Linked DNA regions of Homo sapiens: region 1 is linked to region 2. Evidence: read pairs that join two places in POLR2A ChIA-PET (ENCODE). Cell type or tissue: OCI-LY7. All regions are shown on one strand. Each heading gives the region's core, and the rest is flanking DNA. Links, peaks and the distances in the headings are about the cores only.

Region 1 (10,053 bases), core at 1,444-9,443, 61 kb before region 2:
ATTCTATAAAATATTAAAAACTTAGAAACAACCTATATGTCCATCCATGGAGACTGGTTGAATAAACTAAGGTACACCTTTACAATAGTATTACATGAGCAAGGAAAGAAGAGGGGCAAAAGAGGAAGGAGGGAAGAAAAAGGAAGAGAAAAAAAGATTTTTTCTTTTTTTTTTTTTTTTTTTTGTGATGGAGTCTCGCTCTGTCGCCCAGGCTGGAGTGCAGTGGTGCGATCTCGGCTCACTGCAAGCTCCGCCTCCCGGGTTCACACCATTCTCCTGCCTCAGCCTCCCGAGTAGCTGGGACTATAGACACCCGCCACCACGCCCGGCTAATTTCTTTTGTATTTTTAGTAGAGATGGGGTTTCACCATGTTAGCCAGGATGGTCTTGATCTCCTGACCTTGTGATCCACCTGCCTTGGCCTCCAAAAGTGCTGGGATTACAGGCGTGAGCCACCACACCTGGCAGATTTTTTTCTTTTTAAAGAGCATGATCACAGCTCACTGCAGTCTTGAACTCCTAGACTCAAGTGATCCACCTGCCTCAGCCTCCCAAGTAACTGGGACTACAGGTATGAACCACTACAACTGGCTAATTTGAAAAAAAAAATTTTTTTTTTAGAGACAGGGTCTCACTATATTGCCCAGGCTGGTCTTGAACTCTCCCACTCCAGCCTCCCAAGGGGCTGGGATTACAAGCACAAGCCACCACATCTGGCTGAATCATGTATTTTTACTTATTCAAAAATCAGATAAAAAGAAAAAGCAAACCATAAAACTGAATATAAAGAGAAATGAATGGCTTTAATTTTATATTAAAAGCACATACAAGAAAGAATCCAAGAAACATTTCTTGATTAAAGAAAAAAACCAGCCAGGCATGGTGGTGCATGCCTGCAGTTCCAGCTACTTGGGAAGCTGAGGCAGGAGGATCACTTAAGCCCGGGAGATCAAGGCTGCAGTGAGCTCTGATTGCATCACTACACTCTAGCCTGGACCACAGAGTGAGACTCTGTCATCAAAAAAAAAAAAAAAAAAAGCAAGCAACCACATACAAAAAAGAATTCAGGAAATATTTAAATAGTGCTCTGACTATATCCCTTAGAGAAATATGTTCTAAGGACACAAAGAATTGCAAAACAAACAAAACCAAATACTGTACTTATTTATTGCTAACAGAATTGGATTGGCAATTCTGAAATTTTTAATAGACTAAATGACTAAATATATTGAGGTTCTTGAGAACCAGAGTTCTCACTGTGTGAGAAGGGAAATACAATTGCAAAGGGGAAAAGATGAGAGAGAATTCAGTGGTATTAGATAAAATTATGATTTTAAAAAACACTACTGTATGTATTTCTTAGTTCTGTCTATTGGAAGGGCCTGAAAAACAATGTCCTAGTAGCGCCTGGATCTTGGTTTCTTAATAACACTCTCCATTAAAATGAAGCAAAGCTCTCTGGAGAAAAGACTGATTTCTAGTTCTGAAACAGAAAACACAAGGCAAGTTGGGAACTTCTTATGCCATTATACAAAGAAATGCCCCAAAATTAATGTGGAGTTATAAAAAGGACAAATATTGTACTGCAGCCAGCTTGAATGGGGCTTCCACTGGTTAACTCAGAATTTGAGCGTTCAAAGAATAATGATGGTAATAGATTATAGCACATATGAAAAAAAGAAATCCATCAGTCCACAGTGATTTTAAAAGAATGATGAAAGAAGAACACTGGGGCCAGACACAGTGGTTCACACCTATAATCCCAGCACTTTGGGAGGCTCAGGCAGGTGGATCACCTGAGCTCAGGAGTTCAAGATCAGCCTGGGCAACATGGTGAAACCCCATTTCTATGAAAAATGCAAAAAACTTAGCCAGGCACGGTGGCACACACCTGTGGTCCCAGCTACTAGGAAGGCTGAGGAGGGAGGATGGCTTGAACCTAGAAGGCAGAGGTTGCAATGTGCTGACGCTGCACCACTGCACTCCAGCCTGGGCAACAGAGCCAGACCCTGTCTCAAAAAAAAAAAAGAAAGAAAGAAAAAGAAAAGAAAAAAAATTGGCAGCAAAAAGGAAACATCTTCTTCACAAAAGAATAATATCTAATAAATGTAAAAGAAATAATAATTTTATCATTTTTAAGAACTCACCATATTACAACCATCAATGCAATAACTGACAGCTTATCCATGAATGCTACCACTTCATGAAAGTTAGCTGATAAACAAATGTCTTAGTCCCTTCAGGCTGCTCTAACAAAATACCTTAAATTGGGTAATTTATAAACAACAGAAATGTATTGCTAGTTTTGGAGGCTAGGAAGTCCAAGAGGAAGGCACCAGCATATTCAACTTCTGGTGAGGGCCCATTCCTTATAGCTGGTGCCTTGTGTGTCCACACATGGCATAAAGGCAACAGGACTCCCTCAAGCCTCTTTTGTAAGAGCACTAATCCCATTCATGAGGAAGCCACCCTCATGACCTAATCACCTCCTACAGGCCCCACCTCTTAATACCAACACCGTGAAGATTAAGTTTCAACATATAAATTCTGGGGGGACATGAACACTCAGATCATAACAGCAGGATATTCATATAAGCCTCAAAGTATCAGCTCACAGACTACTTAATTACAAAAAGGAAGAGTAGCTTTTCAACCGAGAAATATGATGCTAATCAAATCCACAATACATTAATCCTGACATGATCCAGTGGGAAACATCACCTATGTAGTAATCTTGCCAAGAATTTTAAATCTGATTACAACCATGAGAAAATACAGAAATCCAGATTGTAAGCATCATGCTAACGACCAGCTTGATGTCTTCAAAGATGTTACTGTCATGAAAGATCAAAAAAAGAACAGAGAAACTACCCTAGTTTAAAGGAGATTAACAGACCTAACCACAAAATGTAATACTTGATCTTTGAATCCTGAGAGTTTTTCAAAGAACACATTATTGATGAGACATTGGGGAAGTTTTACTAGAAAAGCTTATTACCTAATATTATTGTATCATGTTAAATTTCTTGGGCATAATAACAACACTGTGATTATATAGGAGAATGTCCAAGTTCTTAGGAGTTGCGTGATAACCTATGGGAAGATGAAGTGTCATGGTGTCTGTAACTTACTGTCAAATGGTTCTGAATTTTTAAAAAATATTTTCTAAATACAATGTGTTATCCTGGATAGGATCCCATAATAGTAAAAAAAATTAATAGAAAAATTGGTGAAATCCAAACAAAGTATACAATTTAGTTAATCATAATGTACTCATGTTAATTACTTAGTTTTAACAACTAAACCAAGGTTAAGTAAGATGTTAACAGGAGAAACTGTGTAAAAGATGTACAGGATCTCTCCATATTAAAGATGCAACTTTTATGTAAGTCCAAAACTATTCCAAAATTAAAAGTTTATTTTAAAAATAGATACTTAGAGAGATAAAGTAAACGTGACACAATATTAACAATTGGCAAATCTAGGTGACAAGCGCATGGATGTTTACTGGCCAATTCTTTCCACTTTTCTGTAGGCTTAAAATTTCTCGAAATGAAGTGTTAAAAGAAAATAAAACTACTGAAGGTTAAAAGTAAATGAATGGAAAAGATAGTCTGCATGGACGTTAACCAAAAGATAACTGGTGTTACTATATTGTTAGGCAAAGTGGTCTCTAGGCAAAAAATAAATTAATTAAAAATAAAGAGAAATGGCCGGGTGCAGTGGCTCACGCCTATAATCCCAGCACCTTGGGAGGCCAAGGCAGGTGGATCACGAGGTCAGGAGTTCGAGACCAGCCTGGCCAAAATGGTGAAACCCTGTCTCTACTAAAAATACAAAAATTGTGGGGGGACGGGGGAGGGATAGCATTAGGAGATATACCTAATGCTAAATGACAAGTTAGTGGGTGCAGCACACCAGCATGGCACATGTATACTAACCTGCACATTGTGCACATGTACCCTAAAACTTAAAGTATAATAATAATAATAATAATAATAAAGAAAAAGAAAAAAAATACAAAAATTAGCCGGGCGTGGTAGCAAGTGCCTGTAATCCCAGCTACTCGGGAGGCTGAGGCAGGAGAATCGCTTGAACCTGGGAGGCAGAGGTTGCAACGAGCCGAGATCGTGCCACTGCACTCCAGCCTGGGCAAAAAAGAAACACTTTCTAACTAGAAAAAGTTCAACTTACCAGAAGGAATATAATCTGAATTTATATGTACCTAACAAAACAGCCTCAAAATATATAAAACAAAAACTGTCAGAATTATAACAAGATACAGGTAAATTTCATTGTCATGAGAGATTTTGGTATACCTCTCAAAAACAGAAAGAGAGAAAACAGTAAGGATATAGGTTTGAACAATTCAATCCACAACTCTGACCTAATGGACACATACAGTACTTTTGCATTTACAGAATATATATTTTTTTCAAGCTCAAATGCAACATTTATAAAAACTGACATATACTGGGCCAGAAAGCTTATCTCTAGCGACCAGAGAAGGCAAAAGGCAGACCTCTGTGGTGCTGGCACTGTGCCATTCTTCAACTGTTTGGTGACTGTGCAGGTGTTTGCTTTATTAATAAATTCTTTTTTTGGAGGTGGGGAGAGAAAGGAAGTTCATTTTTTGTGTGTGTATATTTTTTGCTCACTTTTTGTGTATGTGCATTGTATTTCAAAACTTAAAAAGAGTTAAAATCCTCTAGGAAGGCACTAACATAAGTTATATATAACATTATTATTATGCACCCAATTATATTATTGTTAATAATAGAATAAGCCCAGTGTAGCCTGTTTTTCCTTCAGCATTTCAACTAACTGCTGGTTCTTCTGTTGAGTACCAGATGAAGTAATGGGCTTATGCTCAGACGACTCCTTATACAAAACATTTGTATCTCTACACATAAGAAGCATATTCAGCACAGCAAGAAGCTTATTCTAAGAGAGACACACAGAAATCAAGACTGAAAAAACAAAGGATCCATGAATCTCAACTCACACCTAATCCAAAACAGTACAGGTTCATAAGATGAACACAATCACAATATTATTTTCCTTTCTCTCTCTTTTTTTTTTTCTGGCCAAGCACACATAGTTTAATTTTCCTAAGTTAAACACAAGTAGGTTTGTGTTTAGGCAACAGAAAGTATTACTTAATTTCAGAAATAATTAAGGCTTTGCAGATCAGAGAGGACAGCAAAAGAATCTAGAGGAGTGCAAAGAAAGAATCAGTTGCCCCAAAGGAACCAACACAAAGGACATGATTACAGACTACAGTAATCTGAAGCCAATATACCTTGGTATCCATCATCTTCTTCTTCTTCAATGGTAACATTCACTAAAGACTTACTACTTGCCAGGCACTGTGTTATGATTTTCCTAGATCAGTTCACCTAAACGTCTCACAATAAGCCTACAAGGTACCAGTATTAGTTCCATTTTATAGATGAAGAACTGCAGCTCCGAGTAATTGGCCAAGAGCATCCTAGTAGCAAAAAGAAGAACTGGAAATCTAACCTAGCTAGTCTGATTTCAGAGCATGCGCTCTTACCCCACTATGCTATAGTGCCTGTCCCTAGTAGATAAGTGATTATTTGCACTTGATGATTTCTAATTCTAACATCCTATGATTGGCTTCAATAAATCTGTGATAAACCATATGACTAGGCCTAGTGGTCCCTAACTGCGGAGAGCAAAATAAGGAAGCTCAATAAACTCTATTTACATAACCGCAGTTAGAATTCAGGTTCCTCTGGGTTATCAAAATTGTTCTTTCTCCATATTAAACCCATCAAAATTAGAAATGTTTCTCCTGTTAGTCAATGCCTTACATTTTTTCCTCATATGAAGACAGATGGCGCAGATATTAAAAGACACTCCAACAAGAATAAAAGAATAAATCTGTAATAGTCAGCATGACCTCTATTTTATTGATTGATTGATGGATTGATTGAGACAGAGTTTCACTCTTGTTGCCTAAGCTGGAGTGCAATGGCACGGTTTCAGCTCACTGCAACCTCGGTCTCCCAGGTTCAAGCGATTCTCCTGCCTCACACTCCCAAGCAGCTGGGATTACAGGTACCCGCCACCATGCCAAGCTAATTTTTGTATTTTTAGTAGAGACGGGGTTTCACCATGTTGGTCAGGCTGGTCTCAAACTCCTGACCTCAGGTGACTGCCCACCTTGGCCTCCCAAAGTGCTGGGATTATAGGTGTGAGCCACCACACCCGACCAGCATGACCTTTAAACACAATTGGACTTAAGACAAATTTAGTAAATGCAGATTTCTGGGGGGGAAGGGGGGAATCTTCTTTTAAAATGCCCATATTTAGTGTAGGTGAAATATACTGCTTATAAACTATTGATATTAGCCTTGAAGAAGCCATTATTGGTTCTTAGTTGAATAATTAAAGCTTTAAAAAGTCTTATAAAATGCAGGACCTATTTGTTCTTTATACAAAATACTTAGTAATTGAAGTCAAGTCAAAATATTCTCATTAGTTCTTTTAAATCATCATGAAGTTCTCTTCATTTAAAAAAAAAAGCTGCTAATTTACTACTTTTCTTTTTTAAAAAAAAATACAGCTAACTCCATAAATGAATATACTATAAAAAGCTGTTAGGTACACCTTAGCCTTCATCAAAGTATAAAGTACACCTCATAAAAGAAGCATACTGACACTTTTATGTTCATCTTAAAAACCAGAAACTTCTAGGAAATAGCAACAATTTGTTTTTTAAAAAGAGTTTGGCAAAAACCATTTCTCTTGGACACCCAAAGAAAGGGAAAAAAAATTTATTAGGTCCAGGAATCAAAGATGACTTGATAGAATTATGAATACATGCAGAATTGGATGGTTAGAAATGAAATCAATCTATTTAGGTCCAGCCTAAGGTTCTGATAGCCAATCAGTAGACACAATCAGAGTAGTAGTATTCCTAAGAAACCAGGATAAATCTCCAATGTGCATGAGTTTAATGAACCAGATAGATTATTGTATCGCCAATATCCACCCTTATCCCATTCTCAGTCAGATGAATTTTCTTGCTCATGAGGTCCACATTGAAAACAGCATGCTCAGAAATGGGGGTCTTCTCGGTGTACTCCTTTCCCAGGACAGGAACTCGTCGAGGCCCCAACAGTGGATCATCAAATCTCATCAGTTTCACTTTGGAAAGGTCTACAACAAAATAAATTATCAATATAAGCATTTAATTACAGTCACTCAAACCCTGGAGCAGTCTGAGAACTCACGTTTTAAATACGCTGGTTGTTATATCTAAACAAAAATATTTTCTTCAGATTATTAAATAAAAGCCACGCTGGGTGCGGTGGCTCACACCTGTAATCCCAGCACTTTGGAAGGCTGAGGCGGGTGAATCACTTGAGGACAGGAGTTCGAGACTAGCCTGACCAACATGGCAAAACACCATCTCTACTAAAAACACAAAAAAATTAGCTGGGCCTGGTGATGGGCGCCTGTGATCCCAGCTACTTGGGAGGCTGACACAGGAAAATCGCTTGAACCTGGAAGGCAGAGGTTGCAGTGTGCCAAGATCGCACCATTGCATGCCAGCCTGGGCAACAAAGTGAGACTCTATCTCAAACAAACAAACAAACAAAAAAAGCAGTGGCCGGGCATGGTGGCTCATGCCTTTAATCCCAGCACTTTGGGAGGCTGAGGTGGGCAGATCGCGAGGTCCGGAGATCGAGACCATCCTGACCAACATGGTGAAACCCCATCTCTACTAAAATACAAAAAATTAGCCGGGCATGGTGGTGCATGCCTGTAGTCCCAGCTAGTAGGGAGGCTGAGGCAGTGGAATTGCTTGAACCCAGGAGACAGAGGTTGCGGTGAGCCAAGATCGCGCCACTGCACTCCAGCCTGGCAACAGAGCAAGATTCTGTCGGGGGGAAAAAAAAAAAAAAAAAAAAACAATCCCAGGAGCAAAGCTAAAATGTAGCAAATCTTCATCCCCTTTCAGCTTTTACCCAGCTCAAAGTGTCAGAGATTCTGACATCTCCTGGAATTACAAACTAAGAGAGAGAAAGAATTGTGTGTATTTTTTAGCATTATCCTATATGGTCTCTCAAATCATTTTTATATGCTTCAATTAACCATTGTACAGAATATCGAAAAATCTAAAACTTACCCCTTTCTTGAGCTCCCTGGAATACACTAAACTTGCAAGAATTGTAGCTTTTCTCAGAGATACTTTTGGATAAATAATGACTACTCTAAGAAATGGCATTACCAGTTTCTCATTTGCTCAAAAGATGAAAGTATTTGTATTAACAAGTTGATGAGACAAGGAGAGCGGGGACAAGGCAGAGAAAGGACAGAAATTTAAGCTTTCAGAATTTTTAGCTGTAGGATGAGGTCTAATACCCACCCTGCTTGAGATTTTCCTAATCTGCTCTTATGCAAGCTGAAAAAATAGCGCCTGACCAAAAAAAAAAAAAAAAAAAAAAAAAAAAGCACCTGTCTCTTGAACAACTTTGTAAGTCAACAATCCTGCCAACAACTGAGCCCAAAAGAAGTATATTTATTTCAGCAATTCTGAGACTTCCCAACATCAAATGGTTTTATTTTATATGGCAGAAAAACACCAGAAATGACTACAAATGCTGATTCTGGGTTTATATCTCATTCGAAGTGTAGCATGGCTAGTTATCCTTAACCTGATCCATAGAAATAGAAGATATTTTCTGAATTACTTCCCATTTCTTTCTGAAACACACCTGAGCTACCCTCCCTCATGTTGACTTGAGAGTACAAAGCTTAGTATAAGAGGGATAAGAGATAAAAGAAGACTTTAATGCAGCTGGCGGCCATGCCAACCAAGAATACAAGTTATCCATGCATTCTGTCCTCTTCGGGAAACAAAGACCGAAGTTTAGAGAAGGGGCTTATAGAACAATTACCTGCGACTACCACAAAAGCAAACCCTGTCTAAGAGTCTTTGGAGAGTTTCTGCAGGGACCATACAATCTATTCCCAGACACAGTACGAGCCCTGAAAATTAAAATGGGAAGAGAGCAGGCGCAATCTTCATGACAGCCACGATCTTATTTTGGGGAAGAATACAATTAATTTTAACAGCTATTGCAATTCAACGTACACATCAGTGGTACCAAATATTTTGCTATAGATGCAGTGACAAGTTCTGCCAGCAGATTTTATGCATAAGGCCTTTTACTGCGGATCTGCCTCTGCCTCTTTCTCTCTCATACACACACACTCTTTCTCTCTGTCTAAAACAGACCTCCCTCATCATTCCAAGCAATTCTGAATCAAACTAGTTCAAAGAAACCTTAATACTCAATCAGGCTTCTAAGTGACAAAACATATTTGCTTTGATGTTTCACCATGTAGTTCATTACTGTCCATAGATTCGTAGAGCTTTCTTACTGGTTTAACTGTCTTTTATCCCAGACTTCTCTTATCATTGAAACTGTTGAAATTTAAGCCTGCAACTACATAAGATTTAAGGCTCTTAGAGAAAAGATGAGAGTGATTCTAAGTCCCTAGGGACTGATAACGAGAAATGAAGGCTTTCACTTCCAAGTTGTTAGTTCACATATGGCATGGGTTGTGAGTGATTCAAATTTATTACCATCAGATAGTTTACTCAGTGGCCTTTGTGGAATGAAATGATAGTTTTAGTTCAGTTCCTCCCGGACCCAGATCATAATTACCCTCAATACAACTGGCACTAATTGGACAATTTGCTGTCTATTGCAGCAAACAGACCAATAACTATGTTACTGAATTTAACTCCTCTTCCATCTCATATACTGAATATACTCAGGCCTTTTAGATATCAAGGCATCCTGAGGGCTTTTGGTAAAGTATCAAGGTTAGATCTCTTCTGCAGATACTTATAGGAATAGCAATTTCAAACTCTCTCTAATGTTTCTATTTTCTAAAATTTACAACAGCTACTAACATCAAACTTAAGACACTTTAGATAATATTTTTCACAGCTAGTATGACAAAGGAGATAAGAATTATGCCAAAGGCTCAATGAGAAAAGACAAGAAA
Region 2 (10,053 bases), core at 725-8,724:
AAAATCCCACCAGCAAGAAAGAAAGAAAGAAAGAAAGATAGATTACTGTCACATATACTCTATTAGTTATCATCACAAGCCTACCAAGTAGATAGGATAGGCTTTAAGTCAGAAAACAAACAGAGATGAAGTGATTTACCCAAGGTCATACAGCTAGCAAAGTTACAGACTTAACCTTGGACTTTCCACTCTAGCTCTTATCAATTATACCACAATGAGTCCACTGTCAAAAACAAAGATGACACCAAGTAAACACTGTTAAAGTTATGAGAAAAATAAGAAATACAGAAGTAAAAATTTTTTAAATGGAAAAGGCTCTTCTATTCAGAAGAATTTCAACCACTAATAGAATAATAAAAACAGGCAAGGATGATTAAAGGATGATAAAACCAGGGTTATTGAGTAACAGGACATTCAGAGGCTCTCAAAGTGTTATCCTATAGATTACTTTTTAATTTCTTTCTTTTTTTTTTTTGAGATGGAATTTTACTCTTGTTGCCCAGGCTGGAGTGCAATGGCGCAGTTTCGGCTCACTGCAACCTCTACTTCCCGGGTTCAAGCGATTCTCCTGACATAGCCTCCGAAGTAGCTGGAATTACAGGCACCTGCCACCACGCCCGGCTAATTTTTGTATTTTTAGTAGAGATGGGGTTTCACCACGTTGGCCAGGCTGGTTTTGAACTCCTGACCTCATGTGATCCTCCTGCCTCGGCCTCCCAAAGTGCTGGGATTACAGGCGTGAGCCACCGTGTCTGGCCTTACTTTTTAATTTTATAGGAGGAAAAGTCACCTTTAGAATGAGGAAACCTGGCAGGATTAACTTAATTTCACTAAATGGGACAAATTACCATTTTATATGCTTTTGAGGTGATACAATGGTAAGTTAATACCTCAACAATGAAGTATTCTTGTCAAAATATTTAGCCCAACCCTAATCATGAAAAAACAATCAGAAAACTCATATCATAGGACATTCTACAAAATAACTAGCTTAGACTTCAAAAACATCAATATCACGACAAACAACTAAAAGACAGTGAAAAGAATGGATAATTACATGCAATGTGTGCTCCACAAAATAAAAAGTGAAAAACAGCAGGGCATAGTGGGTCAAGCCTGTAATCTCAGCACTGTGGGAAGCCAAGGCAGGCGGATCACCTAAGGTCAGGAGTTCGAGACCAGCCTGCCCAACATGGTGAAACCCTGTTTACACTAAAAATACAAAAAACATTAGCCAGGCATGGTAGCAGGCACCTGTAATCCCAGATATTCAGGAGGCTGAGGCAAGAGAATCACTTGAACTTGGGAGGCAGATGTTGCAGCAAGCCAAGATCTCACCACTGCACTCCAGACTGAGTGACAGAGCAAGATTCCGTCTCAAAAAAAAAAAAGGGGGGAAAAACAGATGGAAAGGACATTTTGAGTCTACAGAAATTTGACTACAGATTAGATGAAGACGATAATATAACATCAATGTTGAATTTCTTGGAGGGGATAACAGGACTCTGATAATGTAGAAGAATGCCCTTGTTCTTAGAATACATGCTGAAGTATTTAGCAATGACACGTCATGATATCTGCAACTTTCTTTCAAAAAGTTCACAGAAAAAGAGAGAGAGAAGGGCTAGGCGTGGTGGCTCATGCCTGTAATCCCAGCACTTTGGGAGGCCGAGGTGGGCAGATTACCTGAGGTCAGGAGTTTGAAACCAGCCTGGCCAACATGGTGAAACCCCATCTGTACTAAAAGTACAACACTGCACTCCAGCCTGGGTGACAGAGCAAGACTCCAACTCAGAAAAAAAAAAAAGAAGAAAAAGAAAGAGAAAAGCACGCATGCATGCATGTGTGCTAAGAGACAGAACTAAAACAAATATGGCAAACGTTAAGACTTTGTAACTACAGGTGAAGGGTGGAGGGTGTTCATTGTACTACCATTCCACTTTTTCTGTAGGATTGACATTCTTTAAAATAAAAGGTTGCAGAAGGCCGGGCATGGTGGCTCACGCTTGTAATCCCAGCACTTTGGAAGGCCGAGGTGGGTGGATCAACTGAGGTCAGGAGTTCCAGAACAGCCTAGCCAACACGGGGAAACCTCGTCTCTACTAAAAATACAAAAATTAGCCAGGTGTGGTGGCGGGTGCCTGTAATCCCAGCTACTCGGGAGGTTGAGGCAGGAGAATCGCTTGAACCCAGGAGAAGGAGGTTGCAGTTAGCCAAGATCACACCATTGCACTGCAGCCTGGACGACAAAAGCAAAACTCCGTCTCAAAAAAAAAATAAAATAAAGTAAAATAAAATAAAATGTTGGAGAATAAAAAGAAATAGGATTTAAATTTCCTAATCCTATTATATAAAGGAATCCTTTCAACTCTAGTTTTCTTTCCTATTCTTCATTGAGAATTATTTCTAATACAAACTTATGACAAATGAAGATATTTGCAAAAATGATCAAAATACAATACAACTGTTTATTATTTTATGCCGGCATCTTACATATGTCATAAGTGCACAATGGCTGTACATTTTTCTTTTTAGTAAAACAGAATCAGTTATTACCTAACTGTAATACAGACATAAATACACAAGGTAACCAAAAGACATTAAAATCACTTAGTAATCACTTAGACCATAATGGATGCCCTTTATTTAAGCACTTCTTCACATGTTGTTTATTTTTAAATTAATTTTCACTATAATAAATTCAACTCATTTCATACTTTAATGCAGCAATACTTAAAAATCCTTTTAAGCTCTTGAATTGGGTATTACTATTTGCTCCAACTAAAAAGAGTAGAAACCAATCCTATTAGCGATCTTACCTTAATAGGCATTCCAGTACAGTGCAGGCCAAAGGGAAACAGACAACATTTTCCTTTCAATCGCTGGTACCCTACAGCAAACTACAGAAATAAAATTAAATTTAAATTGCAAATTTAAATGCCAGACAAATACAAAATGTGAACTTTTCACACAAAAAAATTAGTTTTCTTCTTTACATCCTCCTTTGGAATGCCAGTTAGATTTTAGGCATCCCAAAACTCACCAACCTAGGAATTACTTTTGAATATGCATACATGCCCAGACCCTTGCACACATACACATATGGCACATAAAAATTAAATATAAAAATTAAATTACTTAAATGGGCCAGGCACGGTGGCTCATGCCTATAATCCCAGCACTTTCAGAGGCCGAGGCTGGTGGATCACAAGGTCAAGAGTTTGAGACCATCCTGGCCAATATGGTGAAATCCCGTGTCTACTAAAAATACAAAAATTAGCTGGGCGTGGTGGTGCGTGCCTGTAGTCCCAGCTACTCGGGAGGCTGAGGCAGAAGAATCACTTGAACCCAGGAGGCAGAGGTTGCAGTGAGCTGAGATCACACCACTGCACTCCAGCCTGGTGACAAAGCAAGACTCCATCTCAAAAATAAATAAATAAAAATAAAAATAAATTACTTAAATATAAAAAATTATGCTTTAAGGAATTTTAAGTTCTCTTAACAGGAAATAATAAATTCTATAGCTGCCATTTTCTTCAAAACAATATTCGTTAAAAACCTTCCTCCCCATTATAGCAAACATAGGGAAACATTACCTCACATTTGGATAAAGAAAACGTGTGTCCCAAATGAAGGCGTCCATTCATATATGGATATGGGAAGGTTACAAAATACTTGCCCTTGCTGCAAAACAACAGTATAAAAAAGAAAGTACAGAAGAATAAATGTTAAGTTCCTTTTACAATAAGGAAGTGGGGTGAAGGAAATGCTTGATATAAATAACTTAAGGTTATTTAAAAAATATTTAAAAGTAAATTTATAAATCTACAAATTTAAAACTCTCTAAAATTGAAAATTACTTTAGATTTACAAGAAATAAGACATTGATAGGTTGCTATTAAGAATTAAATAGCCTTGTAACAAATACTAGAGGTTTAATTTGAGCTAAAATACTTGAGTAAAGATAATATACTAGGTCAGGCGTGGTGGCTCACACCTGTAATCCCAACACTTTGGGAGGCCAAGGCTGGTGGACTGCTTGAGGCCAGGAGTTCGAGACCAGCCTGGGCAACATGGTGAAACCCTGTCTCTACTAAAAACTAGCCGGGCGTGATGGCGTGCGCTGATAATCCCAGCTACTCTAGTGGTTAAGCATGAGAATCAAGAATCGCCTGATCATTGAACCTGAGAGGCAGAGGTTGCAATGAGCTGAGATCATGCCACTGCACTCCAGCCTGGGCGAAAATGAGACTCCATCTCAAAAAAAAAAAAATTCTTTAATACCCTTATGAACCTAGGCTAATTTAATATTTTACTGAATAAATGAGATTTGTTTTCACTAGATACTAGATATATATATAAAGCAATTCAAAGTCCCTCAGGTAATATAAAACATCCTCAATATTACTTGATATGTGGTAGATTCACTTTAAACGCATCCTTTAAAGCTTTTTTTTTTTTTTTAATTTTTTAGTTGTTTTTGTAAAGACAGGGTTCTCAATATAAGAACCACCATGAGCATGAGCTCATGAGCCACCATGCTTGGTCTGTATTCTTTTTTCTTATGAAGAATATCTAACATACATACTGTGTTATGAAGCATAATAAAATGAACACTTGTAAACACACCATCTGACTTATGAATCCACTGAAACTACCTGTTTCCTCTCTACTGTCCCACAAGAGATAACCGACATTCTGAAATTTGCTTTTACCGTTCCCTTGTTTTTGAATAGTTTGCACACTTGGCAGCACCCTTAAACTATTTATCATTTAGTTTCGCTCACTTGTGAGTTTCATACAAAAAAAAGGCATACTTCATATAGACTTCTGCAATTTGCCTTCTTCACTTGACATTATATTACTTTCTTCAGTCTTACTGCATACACCTATAGTTAATTCTCTTTCACTAAACAAAGCAGCTTTTTCAGTTCACTTGTAATTATTTTAAATTACCTTAAAGTTAACCAAACCTCTAGAAGAAAATAGAAGCTTCAAATTATAGCTTCAAGTATAACACCAGAGACTATATTACAGCAATTTCTTTTTCTCTTAAAAAAAAAAAAAAAAAAAAAAGGCTGGGGCCTGGTGGCTCACACCTCTAATCCCAGCACTTTGGGAGGCGGAGGCGGGCGGATCACCTGAGGTTGGGATTTCAAGACTAGCCTAACGTGGAGAAAACCCGTCTCTAGTAAAACTACAAAATTAGCTGTGCGTGGTGGCGCATGCCTGTAATCCCAGCTACAGGGGAGGCTGAGGCAGGAGAATCGCTTGAACACGGGAGTCGGAGGTTGCGGTGAGCCGAGATCACACCATTGCACTCCAGCCTGGGCAACAACAGCAAAACTCTGTCTCAAATATATATATATATATCCATATATATATATATATATCCATATATATATATATCCATATATATATATATATATCCATATATATATATATATCCATATATGTATATATCCATATATATATATATCCATATATGTATATATCCATATATATATATATATATATCCATTAGAATATAGCTTAATAAGCAAGGAAAAAAGACTTTTGAATCAGAAAGTCCTAAAAACAAGCCCAGGCCCAGTCAATTCCCAGTGATGTAACCTTGAACTGGTTACTTAGCCTCTCTGTGCCTCAGTTTCCTCAGCTGTAAAAGAGAAATTTTAAAAGCTGTTAACCTTAAAGTATATTGAGAAGATTAAGGCCAGGCATGGTGGCTCAAACCTGTAATCCCAACACTTTGGGAGGCAAAAGTGGGAGGATTACTTGAGCCCAGGAGTTCAAGACTAGCCTGGGCAAGACAGTGAAACTTCATTTCTACAAAAGAAATTTTTTCAATGCTGGGTGCAGTGGCCCATGCCTATAATCCCGGCACTTTGGGAGGCCGGGGTGGGCAGATCACTTGAGCCCAGGAGTTGGGACCAGCCTCAGCAACATAACAAGACCCCATTTCTACTAAAAATAGAAAAATTACCTGGGTGTGGTGGCGTGCGCCTACAGTCCCACCTACTCAGGAGGCTGAGGTGAGAGGATCACCTGAGCCCAGGAGACAGAGGTTGCAGTGAGCTGAGATCACACAACTGCACTCCAGCCTGGGTGACAGAGGCTCGCTCCATCTGACACCACAGACTCTGTCTCCAAATTAAAAAAAAAAAAAAGATAATGGGCGGGCACAGTGGCTCACGCGTGTAATCCCAGCACTTTGGGAGTCGGAGGCAGGCGGATCATTTGAGTTTGAGACCAGACTGGCCAACATGGCAAAACCCCGTCTCTATTAAAAACAAAAATTAAAACTTAGCCAGGCGTGGTGGCATGCACCTGTAATCCCAGCTACTGGGGAGGCTGAGGCAGAAAAATCATTGAACCCGGGAGGCAGAGGTTGCAGTGAGCCGAGATCATGCCACTGCACCCAGCCTAGGCAACAGAGCAAGACTCCACCTCAAAAAAAAAAAAAAAAAGGCCGGGCGCAGTGGCTCACGCCTGTAATCCCAGCACTTTGGAAGGCCGAGGCAGGCAGATCACGAGGTCAGGAGATCGAGACCACAATGCAACCCCATCTCTACTAAAAATACAAAAAAATTAGCCGGGCATGGTGGCAGCCGCCTGTAGTTCCAGCTACTCAGGAGGCTGAAGCAGGAGAATGGCGTGAACCCGGCAGGCGGAGCTTGCAGTGAGCCGAGATTGCGCCACTGCACTCCAGCCTGGGTGACAGAGCAAGACTCCGTCTCAAAAAAAAAAAACAAAAACAAAAAAAATTAAAAGGTAAAATGAGGCCAGGAGTGATGGCTCATGTCTTATAATCTTAAGAGCTTTGAGAGGCCAAGGCAGAAGGATCACTTGAAGCCAGGAGTTTGAGACCAGCCTGGGCAACATAGCAAGACCCTGTCTCTAAGAAAAAACAAATTAGCCAGGCATGGTGGCGCATGCCTGTAGTCCCAGCTACTCAGAAGGCCGAGGAAGAAGGATTGCTTGAGCTCGGGAGTTTGAAGTTACAGTGAGCTATGACTGTGCCACTGCACTCCAGCTTGAATGACACAGCAAGACTTTGTCTAAAAAAAGAAAGAAAGAAAAAGGCTAGGCACGGTGGCTTATGCCTGTAATCCCGGCACTTTGGGAGGCTGAGGTGGGCGGATCACGAGGTCAGGAAATCGAGACCATCCTGGCCAACATGGTAAAACCCCGTCTCTACTAAAAATACAAAAATTAGCTGGGCGTGGTGGCACATGCCTGTAATCCCAGCTACTAAGGAGGCTGAGGCAGGAGAATCGCTTTAACCAGGGAGTTGGGGGTTGCAGTGAGCCGAGATGGCGCCACTGCACTCCAGCCTGATGACAGAGCAAGACTGTCTCAAAAAAAAAAAAAAAAAAAGAAAGAAAGAAAAAGAAGATTAAATGAGAGTATACATGTAAAAAAATTTGCTAGCACATTTGCTAGCACACAGTAAGTGTTCAATGTTAACTTACTATTATTGTTGTTACTATAACCGTATTTCTTCAATCTGAAAAAGCACATTTTCTTACATCTCAACATATATGAATCTGGGATATATCTTATAATTGATGCATACATTTATTAAGGCAATGTTTGGGGGAGTTATTTTGTTTTTGTTTTTCCCAAATATCATGTCATGATCTACGTTTGTCTTTAAATCAGTATTATTTTAGTATCAAGGCAATGCAGTATTTATGAAATAATATCTTCAACATTTATACTTCTATAAGCATTAGGTTTACTTGTAAAGAAAAAACATAAAAATTTACATTTTCTGTCTTTGGAGATAATAATCGTCTATGAGTCTAATAGAATAATTTCGTTTTATCAGTCAGCAAAGAAAAAAATCTCAAAACATCCTTCTTTGTCTAAATATTTAAAATACTGTAGTCTTTAAAACAAAACAAAACAAACTTTATTTAGAAAAAAAAATCTTTACAAACCCCATAAGAAAAAAGATCCTAATTCATATGCAGAAAGTGAAAGTCACCTCCTTCACCCTGTTTCAGGCATTATAAATACAATCTACCTTATGGGTTCCACCAAGCTGTTTCTGTACTATAAAGCCAACGGTTTTAGAAATACAATGCACAGGGCCGGGCGTGGTGGCTCACGCCTGTAATCCCAGGACTTTGGGAGGCCGAGGCGGGTGGATCACGAGGTCAGAAGATCGAGACCACCCTGGCTAACACAGTGAAACATCATCTCTACTAAAAATACAAAAAATTAGCTGGGCATGGTGGTGGGTGCCTGTAGTCCCAGCTGCTCGGGAGGCTGAGGCAGGAGAATGGCATGAACCTGGGAGGCGGAGCTTGCAGTGAGCCGAGATTGCGCCACTGCACTCCAGCCTGGGCGACAGAGCAAGACTCCGTCTCAAAAAAAAAAAAAAAAAAATATATATATATATATATATATATAGAAATACAATGTGCAGAACTTCACAAACTATTACTCACCTGGTCTGTTTCTCTAAATTAGATGCATTGACCTCAAACACTCTCTCAGTATCCCATTTCTGTTGGATTTCTTTCTCAATCTTCTTCAAAAAGTCCACTTTGGCTGTTCCTTTTCTTTCCTATTGGACACAAAGAGAATAATCCACTCTGTATTTCAGCACGCTTGCTTTAAAAAAGAATTGGGTTCACAGAACTGAGCTGCTCACTGATAAAGACTGATTTTTCCATGGTTATCTTGAAATTTAAATGAACATTAAAAATTAGGGTTATCAGCCAGGCGCGGTGGCTCATGCGTGTAATCCCAGCACTTTGGGAGGCCGAGGCGGGTGGATTGCTTGAGGTCAGGAGTTCGAGATCAGCCTGGCCAACAGGGCGAAACCCATCTCTACTAAAATACAAAAATTAGCTGGGCGTGGTGGCGGGTACCTGTAATCTCAGCAACTCAGGAGGCTGAGGCAGGAGAATCGCTTGAACCAGGGAGGCGGAGGCTGCAGTGAGCCGAGATCATGCCATTGCACTCCAGCTTGGGTGACACAGCAAGACTCCGCCAGAAAAAAAAAATTAGGATTATCATGACCTGTGTACCTCAAACCTCAAAGAAATGGTTGAACAATTACTGAAATATGTAAAAGGCTTTGATATGCTTTTTTAAAATTATATACTACAATGTAACACTGTCATCAAATGTTTCTATTTAATTAAAATACATGAATATCAAAGATACTGATAGAGAACTTCTCTCCAAAATTGTTAAAGAACTGTTCATATGAAATTTAAATAAAACAGGCTGGACACGGTGGCTCACGCCTGTAATCCCAGCACTTTGGGAGGCCGAGGTGAGAGGATCACCTGAGGTCAGGAGTTAGAGACAAGCCTGGCCAACGTGGTGAAACCCCATCTCTACTAAAAATACAAAAATTAGCTAGGCAAGGTGGCACGCATCTGTAATCCCAGCTACTTGGGAGGCTGAGGCAGGAGAATCGCTTGAACCTGGGAGGTGGAAGTTGCAGTGAGCCAAGATTGCACCATTGCACTCCAGCCTGGGCAACAAGAGCGAAACTCCATCCCCCACCAAAAAAAAAAAAATACCTGGACTCTTTTCAAGTTTCCATAAAACAGTGATTGTATAAGGTATTTTCTTTTCTAAGAAATAATAAGCCTGCACAACTGTTCATCCCTTTCCATTCCTGCTACTAACCACCTTCATTTAGACTATCAACGCCACTGCCCCCTCTCACTTCAAAACCTCTTCTTAATAAGTAACTTGGCTGGATGTAGTGCCTCATGTCTACAATCCCAACACTTTGGGAGGCTGAGGAGGGAGGATTATTTGAGGCCAGGAGTTTGAGACCAGCCTAGGCAACATAGAAAGACCTCCTCTTTAAAAGAAAAACAATTTTTTTGGCCAGGTTTGGTGGCTCATGCCTGTAATCCCAGCACTTTGAGAGGCCGAGGCAGGTGGATCACCTGAGGCTACGAGTTCAAGACCAGCCTGGCCAATATGGCGAAACCCCATTTCTACTAAAAATACAAAAATTAGCCGGATGCGTTGGCATGCGCCTATAATCTCAGCTACTCGGGAGGCAAAGACAGGAGA

The links. Peaks named below come from ENCODE experiments on the same cell type or tissue, not always from the same donor. Only the 100,000 strongest peaks of a DNase experiment are listed, where the experiment ranks them.
Region 1: POLR2A ChIA-PET joins it to region 2 with 5 read pairs; 6 of 35 experiments call an interaction of 5 or more read pairs at or near these places.

What each region holds. Positions count from the first base shown.
Region 1 is chr5:146,107,124-146,117,176 of GRCh38, forward strand. LARS1 (leucyl-tRNA synthetase 1) reads right to left here. Exons shown (of 32, transcript NM_020117.11): 32 at 5,911-7,188. The coding sequence ends at 6,983. Among named protein-coding and RNA genes, the nearest start is that of PLAC8L1, 6.6 kb to the left of the region's middle. RefSeq lists an enhancer at 8,549-8,718. In OCI-LY7, for the core only: no CTCF peak of the experiment used is centred there; a DNase peak (open chromatin) is centred at 4,548; H3K27ac peaks cover 1,227 bases.
Region 2 is chr5:146,169,091-146,179,143 of GRCh38, forward strand. LARS1 (leucyl-tRNA synthetase 1) reads right to left here. Exons shown (of 32, transcript NM_020117.11): 2 at 8,457-8,575; 3 at 3,597-3,684; 4 at 2,820-2,900. Among named protein-coding and RNA genes, the nearest start is that of LARS1, 8.5 kb to the right of the region's middle. RefSeq lists enhancers at 530-699, 1,930-2,099, 6,547-6,716, cis regulatory regions at 2,015, 6,632 and silencers at 7,422-7,622, 8,442-8,642. In OCI-LY7, for the core only: no CTCF peak of the experiment used is centred there; DNase peaks (open chromatin) are centred at 4,161 and 4,711; H3K4me3 peaks cover 1,117 bases; H3K27ac peaks cover 3,220 bases.